Regions from separate parts of the Homo sapiens genome. Here regions 2 and 3 are each linked to region 1. Evidence: chromatin contacts called from ENCODE Hi-C data. All regions are on one chromosome and are shown on one strand. Each heading gives the region's core, a stretch centred on a gene start or an enhancer-like site at or near the end of the contact. The rest is flanking DNA. Distances are from core to core; before and after follow the strand shown. Region 1 holds the start of FAM149B1 (family with sequence similarity 149 member B1). Region 2 holds the start of MICU1 (mitochondrial calcium uptake 1). Region 3 holds the start of SEC24C (SEC24 homolog C, COPII component).

The links. Hi-C counts contacts between places; a loop is a spot of excess contacts on that map. Pooled maps may share reads with other maps.
Region 2: a loop to region 1 is called in a map of B cell, with 10 times the contacts of the local background. The contact joins the promoter of MICU1 here to the promoter of FAM149B1 in region 1. A Hi-C loop is called at or near these places in 4 of 168 maps with a recorded cell type or tissue (B cell, CD4-positive, alpha-beta T cell, CD8-positive, alpha-beta T cell and 1 more), 3 of 37 single-sample maps with no recorded cell type and 18 of 50 pooled maps.
Region 3: a map of B cell shows a loop between it and region 1 (8-fold over the local background). The contact joins the promoter of SEC24C here to the promoter of FAM149B1 in region 1. A Hi-C loop is called at or near these places in 2 of 168 maps with a recorded cell type or tissue (B cell and thyroid gland), 5 of 37 single-sample maps with no recorded cell type and 17 of 50 pooled maps.

What each region holds. Positions count from the first base shown.
Region 1 is chr10:73,166,671-73,169,472 of GRCh38, forward strand. It overlaps FAM149B1 (family with sequence similarity 149 member B1), which reads left to right and starts at 1,449. Exons shown (of 14, transcript NM_173348.2): 1 at 1,449-1,716. The coding sequence starts at 1,670. ECD (ecdysoneless cell cycle regulator) reads right to left here and starts at 1,338. Exons shown (of 14, transcript NM_007265.3): 1 at 1,196-1,338. RefSeq lists enhancers at 1,157-1,756, 1,263-1,462, 2,357-2,802 and a silencer at 1,513-1,702.
Region 2 is chr10:72,624,680-72,627,880 of GRCh38, forward strand. MICU1 (mitochondrial calcium uptake 1) reads right to left here and starts at 1,400. Exons shown (of 12, transcript NM_001195518.2): 1 at 1,331-1,400. RefSeq lists enhancers at 1,167-1,704, 1,255-1,404.
Region 3 is chr10:73,743,039-73,745,859 of GRCh38, forward strand. SEC24C (SEC24 homolog C, COPII component) reads left to right here and starts at 1,334. Exons shown (of 23, transcript NM_198597.3): 1 at 1,334-1,399. It overlaps LOC124902453 (a long non-coding RNA gene), which reads right to left and starts at 1,227. Exons shown (of 2, transcript XR_007062195.1): 1 at 1,179-1,227; 2 at 1-173. RefSeq lists enhancers at 676-1,875, 715-1,282, 953-1,382, 1,283-1,849.

The DNA of each region.
Region 1 (2,802 bases), core at 199-2,698:
CCTAGAGAGTTGTTTGAACTCCTTATATATTTTGGTTATTAATCCCTTGTCAGATGGGTAGTTTGCAAATATTTTCTCCCATTCTGTGGGTTCTCTCTCCACTTTGTTGATTGTTTCCTTTGCTGTGCAGAAGCTTTTTAACTTGATGTGCTCCCATTTGTCCATTTTTGTTTTGGCTGCCTCTGTTTGTGAGGTATTACTCAGGAAATCTTTGCCCACTCTAATGTCCTAGAGAGTTTCCCCAATATTTCCTTTTAGTAGTTTCATAGTTTGAGGGCTTAGATTTAAGTCTCTAATCCATTTTGACTTGATTTTTGTATATGGTGGGAGGTAGTGGGTCTGGTTTCATTCTTCTGCATACGGGTATCAGTTTTCCCAGTATCATTTATTGAAGAGACTGTCTTTTCCCCAATGTATGTTTTTGGTACCTTTGCTGAAAATGAATTCACTGCAGACATATGGATTTGTTTCTGGGTTCTCTATTCTGTTCCTGTTTTTATGCCAGTGCCATGCTGTTTTGGTTACTATAACTCTGTTGTATAATCTGAAGTCGGGTAATGTGATGCTTCCAGTTTTGTTCTTTTTGCTCAGGATAGCTTTGGCTATTCTGGCTCTTTTGTGGTTCCATATAAATTTTAGGATCTTTTTTCTATGACTGTGAAGAATGTCACTGGTATTTTGATGGAGGTTGCATTGATACCTCTTAATTTTCTAAGGGTTTTCCTTATCTCTTAATTTTCTAAGGGTTTTCCTAAATAAGAGTACTAGTTTATTCTTGCTGCCAGGTGATGCTTGGTAAAGAAAGAAATGGCGGTGGATGGACCACCCTAACTCCATGATTCCAATCTTACTCAGCTTTCTAAGAGACTCGTAAGGAACCTGCTTCTTCTTATCCAGACACCCACTCACCACAGTCTAACCAAATCATCATTTTGCCTTTCAACCCAGAGGGACAGACAGTAATTTTACCCATCCACCCCATAACGCCAAACACACGTCATCATGCAGAATTTGGTGTCAGAACTGGAAGGGACTCTATGATCACTCAGGCTAATACCTCACTGTACATATGAGAAAACCCAGAGTACAGAAAAAGAAGCGACCAAGCAGCAGGGGCTTGACTTGGAGTCTAGTGCTCTTTCCCCAGTCTAGGCTCCCTCCTGCCATCTAACAAAATGAAGCCAATTTCTCTTACGGTTCTAGGGCCTCTCCTTCGCGTCTCTGCTGTGGCACCTTTCCTTAGCCGCCTCTCCGACTGCGAGAGCTGATCGAGAGCTGCCACCGGCCGCCGAAGCCTGGATCAGGCTCTGTCCCGACGCCTGACCGGAACCTGAAGCCAGCGGAAATCCTGAGAGAAAGTCTGAAACCCACTCAGTCCCCGAAACCTTGTGTGTCGTCACTGCTGTGCGTCGGCGGGAGCATTTTGCGAGTGTCCGGGGGCCTTCGTCACTTCCGCCCCCGCGGCAAAGCAGGGAGGTCGGAGGACTGGAGAGGTGGGGACCCTGGGGAGGTGGCTGCTCGGAGTCTAGGTGACGGGGCGAGACGGGGCCGGTAGGTGGCGGGAGGGGCCGGGCCGGAGCCGGCGGGAGGGCCAGGCCCGGAGGCCCCCACCCTGGCGTGCCTGCCCCGGCCGCGGCTGAGGAGGAGGAGGAGGAGGAGGAGGAGGAGGATGATCTCCAGATACACTCGGAAGGCGGTGCCACAGAGCTTGGAGCTGTGAGTGGACTGCTCAGCCACCCCAGCCGGGGCGGGCGGCGGGCGCTCTGGGGACCCTCCTTGACCAGTCCTTCGTTCCTTTCCTTTCCCAGGGCTGGGGAGAGATTTTTCTTCGGAATTCTCTCCTCTCAGCCCTGCTGGACCCTGCCCCTTCTTCCTCCATCTCCAGCTGAGGGCGTGTCGCCCTTCGTCTGAAATTCCTGAAATCAAGCACTGGGTCTGCTGAAGCATTTGTAGCATCCGCAGTGCTTCAGGTCCCATTGTTAATGGCCATGGTAGCTCGAGAAGTTATTAATAGCTAACTGAGGGCTCCAGGAAAGTGCTCACTTGACACTGTGCAAAGCTATTTACATACATTTGCTCATTCCTATCAATGATATCAGATTGGGAACATTATTTTGCACATTCTACAGATAAAGATCCCAGAATTAAAGATTGTAGCATGCCAAAGATCACACAGCTTGAAGGTGGTAGAGCTGAGAGGTACAAACCTGATGTCGATCTGATTCCGAAGCCTGTGGTCATAACCATCACACATACTGCCTCCCCACCTCTGCAATTAAGCACCAGAATCCATAAAGATCAGTTTTGCTTTTGAGACTTTAAAGAGCAAATATTTCTGGCTTTAAAAAGATCCACCCTCACGGCCGGCCGTGGTGGCTCACGCTTGTAATCCCAGCACTTTGGGAGGCTGAGGCGGGCGGATCACTTGAGGCCAGGAGTTCGAGACCAGCCTGGCCAACATGGCGAAACCCCATCTCTACTAAAAATGCAAAAAAAAAAAAAAAAATGGCCGGGCATGGAGGCGGGGGCCTGTAAACCCAGCTACTTGGGAGGATGAGGCAGGAGAATCACTTGAACCCGGGAGGCAGAGGTTGCAGTGAGCAGAGGTCACGCCATCGCACTCCAGTCTGGGTGACAAGAGTGAAACTCCGTCTCAAAATAAATAAATAAATAATAAAAAAATAAAAAGAGCTGCCCCCTACCCTGACCGAAGTGGTGTATAATAATTTAGAAAGTAATAATAGTGTCATACATTTATTAATGCTTTACACTTCCAAAAGGGCCTTCACTTTTTTTTTTTTT
Region 2 (3,201 bases), core at 150-2,649, 540 kb before region 1:
ATATTATGTTTTATGGCTCTCAGTAAGGACACTCAGAAGATGTCAGAGACACTTGCTTGATATATTAGGTAGCCAGAGTGATGTTCTTAAGTGGAAGAGACAATCAGGGACAAACCAAGGATTGGGACAAAGAGTAGCTGGAGGCAAAAGCCACCTTCCTACAGACAAGTGGCAATGGGTTCTAAAGTTTTTAGGATAAGGCAATATTCAAAAAGCTCATTACCTGGTCCACACCAGAAACACAGTAGGTGGGTCATTCTGGCCAACACCTTTGTCTCAAGATACTGACGTTTATTATTTGTCATATGGTCCAATGAAACCTAAACTCTCCTACAGCTATCCACACCGAACTTGTTTCACCTCATGAAATGCAAACTCCTTTCTTATACTGCTCGATCACTTCCCTACGTGCCCCAAAGGGATGTTCTAATATAAACAAAGGCATATCAAAGAAGCCACCCAAACAAGTGAGATAGAAACATTTATTGATAAATAGGAAGAAAATGGGCGTTTCTAAGGTACCACAGGAAAAATAAAATATTTTACTCTAGTCCCTTAGCTATAAGATATTTATTCTACTTATATTTACTAATGGCCACCGTATTTTTTAAGACATGGAAAATTGGAAGGTAAAGAAACCATCAACCATAAGATTACAGAGAAGGCAACTTGAAGAACAGTTTGTTTTAAACTGTTCTCCCAACATTCACATAGAGTCAATAACATCTAGCTCTTTCTCAAAACAGCCTATGGCCGGCCAGAATGCGACGGTGAAAACAAAACAGGGAGAACGTAATGAAAACGGGAAGGCGCTGGAAAAGATAAAAACTGAACAGTCCGAGTAGCCTGCACTTTGTATTTCTCCTTTGAGTCCTCACTGATTTTCCACTTATTTCGATTCAGTGGTTAATATTTCTCCGTATTAGAAATCCATCTGTGAACTCCCGCACCCACTTCTAACCACATCCACAAATTCCAGGAGAGCCAGTCAAGGCTACCAGAGTGTCCCAGTCGCCTGTGAGGAGGGGGGCGTCGGCGCCAAGTTGCGAACCCGGCACTGGGAGAAGTTCTCCCGGGACGGGAGAAGGGACGGGTTGGGGTGAAGGAAAGTGGAGGACGGGAGGCAAGCAAGACTACGGACTCCTCTCCAAAAGCTGAGCGCATCAGGGAGAGACAGGTATCCCGCCAGACCCGAGAAGTAGCCGGATGCCCGGGGCGGACAAACGGCCAGCCACGAAGCCCAGTTCCCTAAGGCTGTCTCGCCAACCCCCTTCCCCTTCGCCTTCCCTAAATTGCTGTCTCCTTATACCCTCCAGAGTCCAAGACTCACGCGTCCAAACACGAGCTCCAGCAGCCTCTCGGTCAAAGCCGCCCACCTCTGACAGCCATAGAGATGAAACAGCGGAGACAAACCTCCACCCCCTCCGCCCACTCTCACGTGACTCTCCTAGCCGCTGGGCCTGTCGGGATCGTGGAGACAGGCGTGTGGGAGGGGCACAGAGGAAAAGGAACGGGGAGGGGCGGGGAAATCAACGCGCCACGCCCCAGCCTCGGGCCCCGCCCTAGCCCCGTCACTCCCCCTTACTCCCCTCAGCGTTTAGGCGGGAAAGCTGGAGAGCTCCCAGAAGCTCTCGGGCATTTCTTCTGGTTTTTTTCCCCTCCACAAGGGTCATAGGAATCTGTTGAGAAATTTACTGTGGCTTGTAACACCTCCTCGGTACCCGTTTTCGTGTTGGCTATGTTGGCTAAGCAAAAAGGAGTTCGTGAAAAGAAAACTGGACCACAGTGAGTTGGAAATTGTTTCTTTCCAACTCCGTTTAGGTTTTCTCAGAGATTAAATGTTCCTGTTTCATAACCTTGAGACTTTTTTGGATTTAGAAACCCTCACCACTTCCTCTGGTGGATGATTTTGTCAGGTGTTTTATTTGCAGACTAATATTATTGCAGAGTTTATAATCTCTAGAAGCCACTTAAAAACATGTTTTCCCTTGAAGAATGTGTTTTTTGTTTGTTTGTTTGTTTGTTTGTTTTGAGATAGAGTTTCACTCTTGATGCCCAGGCTGGAGTGCAGTGGAGCGATCTCGGCTCTCTGCAATCTCTGCCTCCTGGGTTCAAGCGATTCTCCTGCCTCAGCCTCCCAAGTAGCTGGGATTACAGGCATGCGCCACCACGCCCTACTAATTTGTATTTTTGGTAGAGACGGGGTTTTTCCATGTTGGTCAGGCTGGTCTGGAACGCCCGACCTCAGGTGATCCGCCCACCTCGGCCTCCCAAAGTGCGAGGATTACAGGCGTGAGCCACTGCGCCCGGCTGAAGAAGGTGTTTTTATCAGAAAAATGGGATGGCAAAGGATCCTCACCCCTGCTGTGGAAATAGGATGGAAATATGACTATAATACCAGAGAATTTTTTTGGGGGGGGGGCAGCGGGGTGTTGGTTGGTTGTTTGTTCGTTTGTTTTGAGACGGAGTCTCGCACTGTCGCCCAGGTTGGAGTGCAGTGATGCTCACTGCAACATCCTCCTCCCAGGTTCAAGTGATTCTTCTGCCTCAGCCTCCCGAGTAGCTGAGATTACAGGCACGCCCCACCACGCCCGGCTAATTTTTGTATTTTTAGTACAGACGGGGTTTCGCCATGTTGGGCAGGCTAGTCTCAAACTCCTGACCTCGGGCGATCCTCCCGTCTCGGCTTCCCAAAGTGCTGGGATTAACAAGTGCGAGCCACCTCGCTGGTCCCAGAGAACTTTCAAATAATTTTTTTTTCCCAAGAATTTACGTAGCAGAGCTGTGGAAAAGGCAACAACCATGGAAACAAAGCCAACAAAACCATCCCTGGGGTAAATTGTGAAGTAAGCAGAATCAACTCTGTTTTCTCCATTTCTTCTCAGACCCAACTAACCTAAGTACAATAGATGATTGTGTTCATGGCTCTGTGCTAGCGCTTTACATACAACCCAGTGCTTGTCTACAACCACTCTAGGATGGATACTGTTTTATTCATTTGCAGATAGGGAAGCAGGCTGACACCCCTAGGTAATGCAGTACATGCAGTAGCGGGACATAGACCTGACCTGAAGGCCTCTGAGGCTTCCACTCTTAAATGATGTAATTCAGGCCGGGCGCGGTGGCTCACGCCTGTAATCCCAGCACTTTGGGAGGCTGAGGCGGGCGGGTCAGGAGATCGAGACCATCCTGGCTAACACG
Region 3 (2,821 bases), core at 84-2,583, 580 kb after region 1:
TTTGGCGAGTAGGAGCTTGGGAAGCGGGGAGTGCTGATTGGTCAGGTTGAAGACGGAATCACAGGGAGTCAAAGTGAGGTTTTCTTGCTGTTTTCTGTTCCTGGGTGGAATGGCAGAACTGATTGAGCCAGGTTACTGGTCTAGGTAGTCAGCTGATCCAATGAGTGCAGGGTCTGCAAAACATCTCAAGCACTAATCTTAGGTTTTACAATAGTTATGTTATTCCTAAAAGCAATTTGGGGAGGTTCAGACTCTTGGAGCGAGAGGCTGCATGTCCCCTAAACTGTAATTTGTAATCTTGTAGCTAATTTGTTAGTCCTGTAAAGACAGACTGGTCCCCAGGCAAGAAGGGGGTCTTTTCGGGAAGGGGCTATTATCAATTTTGTTTCAAACCATAAACTGAATTCCTCCCCAAAGTTAGTTCCACCTACACCCAGGAATGAATAAGGACAGCTTAAAGGTTAGAAGCAAGATGGAGTCGGTTAAGTCTGATTTCTTCCACTATCATAATTTCCTCAGTTGTAATTTTGCAAAGGCAGTTTCAACAGCAGTGCTCGAAAAATTATGAAATCAACAAATAGTACTGAAAAGTTCAAATGAAGTCATATATGAAAAAGAAATCCTAGCACTGTTAGCTATAATTACTTAGCCATTAAATGGGGTACTAATAATTACTGCAGGAACTATCTTTTCCAACAGAGCGCAGAGATCTTTTGGCTCTGATAAAGCTCTGCACCTAAACAAAGGCGCTGTATAAAAATGGTTAATAACAATTGACCTTTACTGAGTGCTTACTATGATGCCAAGCGGCCTATGTGGCCTAATTTCATCCTCTGGGCATTATTATTTCCATTTTACAAGCTGTAGAGCCAGACCTCAGACCCCCACATGCAGGTTGACAACAGTTGGTGCCCTTTACCACCACCACACGTTCCGCAAATCTCATAACCAGCAAACGCCATGGGTGAGAGCAACCTAGCGGACGGAAATCAACGGGGTCAGGGGTCACCAGGAAGTGACTACAAGACTCTAGCTCAGAGGTCACTAATACGTCACAGGCAGAGTGAAGGGGCATTATTAAAGATAGTTTGACAAATTCTTTTTAATCTCATTTCTGTTGGTGAGGCCATAAAGTGACTGGAACATCTGAAAAAAAATGTCAGGAGGGAAATACATACGACTCAGCAGAGGCGCACAGGCGGCGGCCATGATGGGAAGATGAAAGAGGCGCATGCGCGGCATCCGGGTCCCCGAAATGCAGACGTGGCAGAAGAAGTGGCCCGGCCCTAAAGCGTGGAGGAGGAACTTCCGGGGGTGACGGGACGGCCCCCTCGGAACCGGAAGTGGAGCCTGGGAGCCTTGACGTTAGGAACGAAGTCTAACCTGGATCTGGAGCCGGGTGAGGAGTGGCATCGGGAGGTTGGCGGGTAGGAAAGCAAAGGAGAGGTCAGGGTATTACTGGCCAGATTGGGGTCCGGTTTCAGAAAGAAGGGAGGAGCCTGGGGGCGGGGCCTGGGTAGAGACCCTCACCTCACGCATCCACCATCCAGGAGCAGGTCCTAGACCATCCCTTCGTCTCCCGGCCCAGATTCCGGCTCCTGCTTCCTGCCCCGAGCCTGTTAAAAGGTGCAAGACGTTTGGTCTCTGTGCTTAACAGAGCAGCCCCCTCTCTTAACGTGGCCCTAGAAGCCGACTTGGCTTCTCGGTTTTGATCCTCGGCTCTCCGAGGCTCCATGGCTTGACTACTTTCAGAGTTCTAGGAAGCTTGCCCCGCCCCCTTGGGTTGTCACCCTCGACTATCCACCCAGAATGGAGTCGAGACTTCAGTCTGACTCCAAGCTCTTGAATGTGTTTGAGGGGATTATTTTCTGGAGAAGAAGCTCCTTTCTTTACCCCTCCCCCCGGCTTTGGAAACATAAAGGGAGAGGACATATTTTAAACTTAGTGTCAGTGACCTACCTCTGTAAGGTTTAGGGTTTGGAAGAACAGCTATTGAGATAACTTTGAGTTTAAAGAGTTTTAGACCAGGATCAGCTCCTTTTCTATAGTCAAGGTGGCCCTTCTAGCAAAGGGGGAGAGGTCCATTGTTCCCTTTGCAGCAACTCTGAGTGCTCCTGCTTTCTGGGCCCCTTCTGTCTACAGGATAATTGGAATGATACAGCTGTTGAAAGTAGATGTGATGAGATAGTTTTCTTGGAAGGACCCTGTTTAGAAAAGGCCCTCTAATTCATCCCTGTGTTGATGAGCAAGATTGTAATAATTTTGATGGTGGCTGAGATTCATAACAATCGTAAGGGGAGCAGAAACAGGAGAGTTGGAGAAGTGCATTGGAATTTAGAATATTCATAGTCTTCTGCTTGAGGGATGAGGTGAATGATTTTTTTCCATGAAATCTAACTCTAACTTTGCCCCTGATTCTTGAACTGTTTCCTCAGATTATGTGAAGAAGTTTTGGTGCCTGTTCTGCACTTGGTTTTAATCTGTTACCTTGCTAGAGTTTTCAGGTGTCCTTTATTTTTTATTTTTTTGAAAGGGCGTCTTGCTCTATTGCTCAGGCTGGAGTGCAGTGGCACGATCTCGGCTTATTGCAATCTCCGCCTCCCGGGTTCAAGCGATTTCTCCTGCCTCAGCCTCCCAAGTAGCTGGGATTACAGGCGTGTGCCACCATGCCCGGCTAGTTTTTGTATTTTTAGTAGAGACTGGGTTTCACCGTGTTGGCCAGGCTGGTCATGAACTCCTGACCTCAAGTGATCTGCCCGACTTGGCCTTCCAAAGTGCTGGGATTACAGGCATGAGCCACTGTGCCTGGCCAACTTTTATT